Linked DNA regions of Homo sapiens: all the other regions are linked to region 1. A link is a loop called in an ENCODE intact Hi-C map of the cell type or tissue named here. Cell type or tissue: chondrocyte. All regions are shown on one strand. Region 1 overlaps LINC02873 (long intergenic non-protein coding RNA 2873). Region 2 overlaps LINC02551 (long intergenic non-protein coding RNA 2551). Region 3 overlaps ADAMTS15 (ADAM metallopeptidase with thrombospondin type 1 motif 15).

Region 1 (2,500 bases):
CATATATTGCTCATTTTCCAGTCCCAATATCCTCTGCTTTGGAGAGCCTGGGAGTTGAATGGGGATATATTAGGAATATATTAGGAAAAATTTGTAAGAACACCACTGAGATTTGGCAGTGAGAGGAAAGGCATGTGATTGCAGCATTCCGCTATGTGTACATGGGTCATTCAAATTCCCATTTCCTCTCCTTTCTAAAAGCTGCCATGACACCCATCAACCCAAGTCATGGCTCACCCTGCTTCATATGTGAGGGGAGGGTGGGAAGAGTACAGAGTGGGTGGTTCCTTGAAGTCAAGGGCTTCTCTCCCTACGTGTGAGTCTTGTTACTTCAGAATGGACCATGGGCTTCGCCATGGTTGAGACCAAGGCAGGGTATAACTGCTTCCAGCTCTAAGGGCTTTTGCTGGACTATTAAGAGGAATTGAATCATTGGCAGCTCAAGAGGGGCCAGGCAGGGCTGGGGCTGGGCAGGAGAGAGAAAACCAACCCCACATGAGGGGTCAGGAGCCAAATGGCAGGCCAGAGCCAGTATCTAATGGCTGTGGCTCAGAAGCCAGGGGAGCACAAAGGAGCTAAGCAGGCCACTGGGATGATCCGAGCTGCAGGACAAAGTGGGCTGACAGGGGGTCTCCAATCCCAGCAAGACCACCTTTCAGGCTCTCCAAAGGAGTCCCAGCAGAGAAATAAAGGTAGCATACAGATCAGTCAATAGGTTGTCGGATGAATTCAGAAGCAAGAACTAAGGGTTTGACAGTAGGTTAGGGCAGGACTCTGAGCACCAAAGATTGTCAGGGCTTCCTGGGGGTCCTATATACTGGGGTACTGGTAAGGAAACTGAGACGGAACCCTTATACCCCAGGAGTTGGCCTTCTTTGTGGAGACTGACATTTGGAACATAAAGTAATAATTGTAATTGCTGTTACCATTTATTAGATATCTACTCTGCCAGGAACTGGGCTTACATTCACATTTTTTGTCTCTTTGAATCCTTACAATAACCTCAGAAGCACTGATATTATCCTTCACACACTGGGATGTAAGTTCTATGCCTTGGGCCAAGGGGCTTGGTTTGTTTCATTCCCAGCTATGTACTCAGAACCAAAAATAGCATGTGCCAGTCCAGAAAAGGAACTTAATATTTGCCGCATATTTATCTCTGTTTTCCAGTGAGGGCACTAAAGCTTAGAAAGGTAAAGTGCCTTTCACAGAGTTCCACAGATTGTGAACAAAAAGTCAGAATCCAAACCTAGGTATGTCTGAGCCCTAAGTTTGTGCTTTTTTCCATTTTTCTACTCCGACTATCATAAAAAGAATGTTGGCCTCACGTCAGGATAACCCAGCATCTAGTTTCAGTTCTACCTCTAACTGTGTGACCTCAGGCAACTGGCCTTATTTCTCTGGGCTTCAATTTTCTTCTCTGGAAATGAAAGGGCTCAGAGCAGCTCGTGTCCAATATTCCTTCCAGCTCTCTGGTTCTGCGCCTTCCACGGCTCAAGGGAGCCCCATGGGATTGGTCTGAGTCACACTGGAGGGCTCTCAGGAAGCGGTGACTTGGAAGGGTCGGCTGATGGGCGGCCTGACCAGAAACGTGGAAAATGTGGGGCAAGCAGCTGCTAGAGTGAAAGAACAGCCGGTGGGAGTCTGGCTCTGTCTCCCATCAGGAAGATATTGAATTTCCTCACCCTCGTGGGGAAGTGGCTGCTGCTGCTCTAGCCCAGGGAAACCGACATTTTGCAGCTCTGGGAGTTAAGCAGCTCATGTTTTCAGAGCCTTGTGACCAATCCAGTAGAGTGAGGGGGCCAGTGATCTCTGGTGATTAGACCTAGTTGACATTTGGGGACTATAAGATCCTGAATGCAGAGTACTCATTCTAGCCATAGTCACAAAATCCCCTTAATTAAAATTTCATTTTCAACTTAGGTTTTAAACTCTCTTGCTCAGTAAGGTTCATCTATTTAAAACACAGCAGCCCAGAAGAATGAACTTAAAACAGCCATGGAGTTGCTTTGAATTATGTGCTGTGTGAAAGATGCCTAGTATCAGATTTAACAAAGTTTTACTGCCTTGGCTTTAATGCTATTATTAAGAATAATTTGTGTATGTTTGTACAGGCTTACTCCCCAAAGTTCATATTGTTTTCTTCCCAGGAACTCAAAAGCAGCTCACACGCAGTCTTTGACATCCCTTTCTCCCCTCTGTAGCTCCCTTTGTTCAGTGAGGTGAAGAAAAAGGCCTTGTTACATTACAGTGGAGATGTTTAAGCTTCTGGGAGACAGGGCATCTTCCAGAATCTGGTGAAAGCTGTGAGTCATCTCCACTTCCACCATCCTTCCATCCCCAAATCACACGAGCACATACACACAAAAAGTTCCATGCCACTTCAACTGTTCTGGAGCTCCCTAAGCAAATCCACAGAGGTCTCTAATGCTAGGTTAAACTCCGGGTTATTTTAATACATCGTGCTGGAACAACTGCAAAAACAAAAATACAATGGGAG
Region 2 (2,500 bases), 170 kb before region 1:
AGTGGGAGGTAGATCAGCCAGGAGAACAAAGAAAAGAAGCAAGTCTCTGCAAGTTTCCCAGCCCCAGCCAGGGCAAAGGTAGTGATTGACAGCTTGGAGTTTAATAAAATATTGAACTGGGCTTTTAATATATGCAAAAGACCAGAATATTCCATGGGATCTGCAGGAAGGAAGAAGGAATTGAAAAAGAGTTATAACACAAAGTGGAGGAAAAATAGTTTCCTTCTATTAACACTGTACCAAATCCAGTCATTCAGAAACAAAACAGAAAGTTCCCTACGCCGCCAACTTTCTGGGTTGCTTACCTGTAAAGCCACACAGAGCTCTGCAGTTAGAAGGGTTCCACCCTTGGCTTAATGCTCTGTTACCATCTTGAAATTCTTAGTAATTTTTAACATGGGCCCCACATTCTCATTTTGCACTGGGCCCTGCAAATTACATAGCCAGTCCTAGTAACATATGTAACAGGGACTTAGCCTTGTTCTATGTGACCCCAGTTGGTAGAATGGAACCAATTAGTGGGAGGTTAAAAAAACAAACAAACAAAAAAAAAAAACAGATTTTAGCTCAATGCAGTAGTCCCCACTTATTCACAGGGAATATGTTCCAAGACACCCAGTGGATGCCTGAAACCTAGGATAGTACCAACCCCAACTATGTTTTTTTCCTATACATACATATCTATGATAAAGTTTGGGGTGCAACAGCAAAACTATATGAATTTTTTTCTTCTTCACAATTTCACAGGTAAAAAAATTCATTCTCACTGTAGATCTCAGCAACTTTAATATTGCAATTTTTATTCTTTCGTTATTAAGTCAAGAGCTCTCACCTTTTCACTTAACGAAAGCACTTCCCAGCTTCTCCTAGGCATGTTCAAATGGCCAGCATCACTACTTTTGTTCTTTGGAGCCACTGTTCAGTAAAATAAGGGTCACTTGAACACAAGCACTGCAAAACAAATGACAGTCAATCTAATAACCAAGACGGCTCCTATGTGACTCATGGGTGAGTAGCGCAGACAGCATGGACATGCCAGACAACGGGATGATTCACGTCCTGGGTGAGATGGAGTAGGACTGCATGAGATTTTTATCATGCCATTCAGAAGGGCATGCAATTTAAAACTTACGTGTATTTCTGAGATTTGCCATTTACTATTTCTGGACTGCGGTTAAGCACAGGTAACTAAAACTGTAGAAAGTGAAACTGCAGATAAGGGAGACTACTGTATCGGGACAAGTTTGTTAATACTCATAGCTACCCAGATTGGGATAGGCAGTGTAAAGGAGTCAGAGCTTCTGTTCATCAGAATCCATACGGCAGAGGTGGGTCAGCCTTTTGGCACTCTAGGGCCTCCAAAATCCTTTTCAGCCCTGGGATTATCTGATTCTTTGATTAATGAATGTCTTTCAAGATGCCTACCTTACCAACTTAACCAGGAAATGAATTCACTAGTACTGTGACCAGGTAAGAGTATTTCCAAGGGCAGCCTATGAGCCCTCAATGGATGGAGTTTCACTAATTCCCTCTGTTTCTGTCTAAGTTGTGAGGTATTTTCCTTTAATGAGAACATTATTGCCATTACTCACTGTATTTTTTTTGTTCGTTGTTAGTTGGATCTTATTATGGCTGGCACATCATGGCTCCTTTATTCCAAGAAGAAGTCTTTTAAAACATCCCAGAAAGTATCTAGGGCTTAAAGCCACTTTCATTAATCATTATTTTGACAATGAAGCATAAACAAACTGACAAATATTGTTTAAATTTAACATTAAAATTCAATGTGTATGTCTCAGTTATTGTTGTCATTCTTATTTTCAGTCAGGGAGATGGTTCCAGGAGAAGAAAAGAAAGTCAGTTGCTTTCTGAGATCAGGTGGGAAGTTTATCCTGTCAACTCCACCTTTAGAGTGCTAGTCTCTGGAGCCACAAGGACTGAAACTCTGCTTCAGAGACCCACCACTGATGACAACCATCAGGCTCAGGAACTGAAAAGAAATGGGTATGCTTGATCATGCTTAGTAAACACGTTTCACTACTGACTCACTTCTCCTGTGTGTTGGAAAACGTTGAGCTTCTTTCATACCATATTTTGGCCTTGACCTTTGTAGCATTTAGCCTCCCTACAATGGGGTCTATGTGTTTCCACACCCTCAGAGCAGGCCCCTAATTATAGCCATCCATTAAACTGTCAGAAAGAAATCCTCAACTCAATCATGTCTTTATCAAACTCTGGCTGTCAGTGGGGTCAAGTGAGGCGTCAAGTCTGACCTGCCCGGAGCCCCTGTCATGTGCTCATCTCACACTCACTGGGGTCTTTGTGACCAGGCAGGCTAGACAGCCACCTGGCCACCCCCAGCCCAGTCCCCTCTCCCACTGCATTGCCCAGACAGGGCGGAGCCAAGGGAGGCTCTCAAGCTCAGATAATGGGGCTGACATAATGTAAGGCCTTCTCCTTGACCTTATCTTGGGGTATTTTGTGCAAAGAAGTTGTATGG
Region 3 (2,500 bases), 200 kb after region 1:
CTAAAATTGTTCTCCTTTGGAAACAAATAGTTCTGTTTCTTCTTTGGAATGCCTCGGGAGGTCAGGAACTCTTATCTCCTCCTTCACAACATTCTGGTCACTGCTTGGAACGTGACTTACGTTACTGACCACAGCTCAGGAGAGCAAAACAAAGGCAGGGCTGCCCAGCTGAGCACGAAGGGGTGGGCCTGAAGGGAGGGGAAGGTGAAGGCTGAGTTTCTGGCTGCCCTCTCCCTCCCCAGTTTCATGCTTTGGAGCAGCAAACATTTCACTGCTGCCTTCTCACAGCTGCCGGGGGCTGAGGGGTGACACCATGGCAGTGATGAAGGGGGATGTTCTGCTCTTCTGGGATTTGTTGCTGGGATTGCAGGCTTCAGGGCTGACTCATCCATGAGGGCTGGAGACAAGCCAAGGAGCAAAGGAAAGACACTTGGGGTCACACGCGCTGCCCTTGGCCACGCCAGCTCAGCCTGCTGGGGGCTCGCCAGGGTTCACTGGGCAGGCAGAGCACGACCCAGGGGTCGACACCTTTTTGTAATTATCAAGGTTTTTTCTCACTGGGGCAAGAACGCATTCCCCTCCAGAGGATGGATTACAAAGCAAATCGTTCCTACCTCTCTTCAAAGGCCAGCAAATTTAGGAAACTGCTGCTTCCTTCTCCAGAAACTTTAAAATGCAGCCAAGCTTGTTGCCCGCCACACACCCCATTGCCTTACCTGGAGCTCTCCTGAGCCTCCAGGCGCCGCTGTAGTTGGGACCCAGCCTCCTCTGCTTCCTCTTTAATTTGCTGATCCCCAAAGCAGCCCAGAGGACCTTTTCCTTAGAAAGGTTTTACTGGCAATTGCTTCAATGGAAAACAAAAAGGATTACAAAAATAACCCCAGGAATATGACAACATTTTGAGCAATTTTAGAAAGATCTTACAATTGCTGACTTCCAGTTTATACATTAACCCAGACCCCTGCAGTTCCCTTCTGGGCCTTCTGCTAGCTCATAGACTCATGCAGCCTCTTCTGGCTAGTTCTTCCTTCTTCCAGAACCTTCTATCAAGTGCTGAAACTTTGTCCAACCTCCCCACATCCCTCACCCACATGCCTGAAGGGGCAGCTCTCGCAGCTCAAGAGGAAGTCATTCCCCATGGCCTTGCCCTGCTGGAAAGTCAACAGGAGAAACCCCTTCATCTCTGAACCCCAAACTGAAAACAAACCATCAGCTAGCAAAATCTAAACCATAACTGGGCCTAGAAACCCAGACTGCTAAAGCTGAACGTGCCCTAATAGAACACTGAATCTACCCTTCTCACTTTGCAGGTAGGAAATGAGGATTCCAAGAGAGGATCTCAGACCCGCGACCAACACGAGTTTCTAGATGTTCTTTGCAATGCGTCACACCTCTCCCACGCCTGTATATTTGCTAACATTTCCAGACCAGCACAAAACTAGGAAGAGAGAAACATTCTCTCTCCAAAGAGAAGGAACCTTTCCCTCGGGACACTTGGGGTTTCCTCCTAAGGCAGGAGACTGGAAGCCCACAGGACAGGGGCCCCTCTGGCCTCTCCCGTGCCTCGTCCCTTCACCCACGCACGGCCCCAGAGCTTCTCTCAAGCACTCCTGAAACCCCGCCCCAGCGGCCCCCAGGACTGGGCCTTCTGCTTGTCTGCTACAAGGCCCGTCCCCTTTTAACAGGGCTGCTGTCTCACCCTTCAATCTGTTTCGTTGTCCCTTCCTCTGAGGGGCTTTCCCTGATCACTCTCTCCCACACCCAAGCTTTTTTTTCTTCGTTTCTTTTTTCAGCTCCTTCTCTCTGAAAAAGTTCAAATGCGATCAAACGCCCACATCCAAGCTCCCACTCTCAGCATCAGTTGGTGTCTCCTTCACTTGTAGCACGATCTGCCACAACTCTCTGCTTGCTGACTTGAGCTCTGCCTCCTCAGCTAACCTGGGAGCTGCACAGGACCAGGACTGTGCCTGTCAAGGTCACTGCTGTCTCCATAGCTCCTAGCACAGTGGCTGGCGAAGCTGGGCATTCCATGGATGTGAGGAATGCATGCATGAATGAGAAGCAGTCACAGAGGCAGGACACAGGTTTTAAATACTTACAGCTTTATTAGGAGAAGGCTGTGGTCACCTCAGCAGCCAGCTCCCTTGTATACACAGTATACACAGCCCAGCCAGCACCCAGGTCCTTCCATCCTTCTGCAGTACATGGAGTGCAAAAGAACCAAACACAACGGCGGGGAGGGAGGGTCTACCAATGAGTGTCAGTGTCTAGTGCTTCCGGGAGCCAACTGCCAGGCTAGGGACACTCAAGTCCCTCAAACTGTCATCAGCTCCTGCCAGACCCCACTCCAGCATGTCGAGGTTCATATGAGAGTGTTTGGGCCAGACTCCTCCAATCAGTGCACGCGATGGGCAGAGGAGGCTAGGGAATCCTGAGCCCAAAGCTGTATTGGTCCATCCCCCTCAAGAAGTTGTTGGAGCTTTCAGAACGTTCCTCTTCT

What was found. Hi-C counts contacts between places; a loop is a spot of excess contacts. Peaks named below come from ENCODE experiments on the same cell type or tissue, not always from the same donor. Only the 100,000 strongest peaks of a DNase experiment are listed, where the experiment ranks them.
Region 2: it touches region 1 in a loop (2.3-fold over the local background); 3 of 110 quality-filtered maps call a loop at or near these places.
Region 3: it touches region 1 in a loop (3-fold over the local background); 3 of 110 quality-filtered maps call a loop at or near these places.

What each region holds. Positions count from the first base shown.
Region 1 is chr11:130,674,710-130,677,209 of GRCh38, reverse strand. All of the region lies in intron 1 of LINC02873 (long intergenic non-protein coding RNA 2873), which reads right to left. Among named protein-coding and RNA genes, the nearest start is that of LINC02873, 3.0 kb to the right of the region's middle. In chondrocyte, no CTCF peak of the experiment used is centred here; a DNase peak (open chromatin) is centred at 1,552.
Region 2 is chr11:130,846,367-130,848,866 of GRCh38, reverse strand. LINC02551 (long intergenic non-protein coding RNA 2551) reads left to right here. Exons shown (of 6, transcript NR_125383.1): 4 at 1,825-2,004. Among named protein-coding and RNA genes, the nearest start is that of LINC02551, 14 kb to the left of the region's middle. In chondrocyte, no CTCF peak of the experiment used is centred here; no DNase peak of the experiment used is centred here.
Region 3 is chr11:130,476,227-130,478,726 of GRCh38, reverse strand. It overlaps ADAMTS15 (ADAM metallopeptidase with thrombospondin type 1 motif 15), which reads right to left. Exons shown (of 8, transcript NM_139055.4): 8 at 2,082-2,500. Among named protein-coding and RNA genes, the nearest start is that of ADAMTS15, 29 kb to the right of the region's middle. RefSeq lists an enhancer at 1-1,040. In chondrocyte, a CTCF peak has its summit at 1,002; no DNase peak of the experiment used is centred here.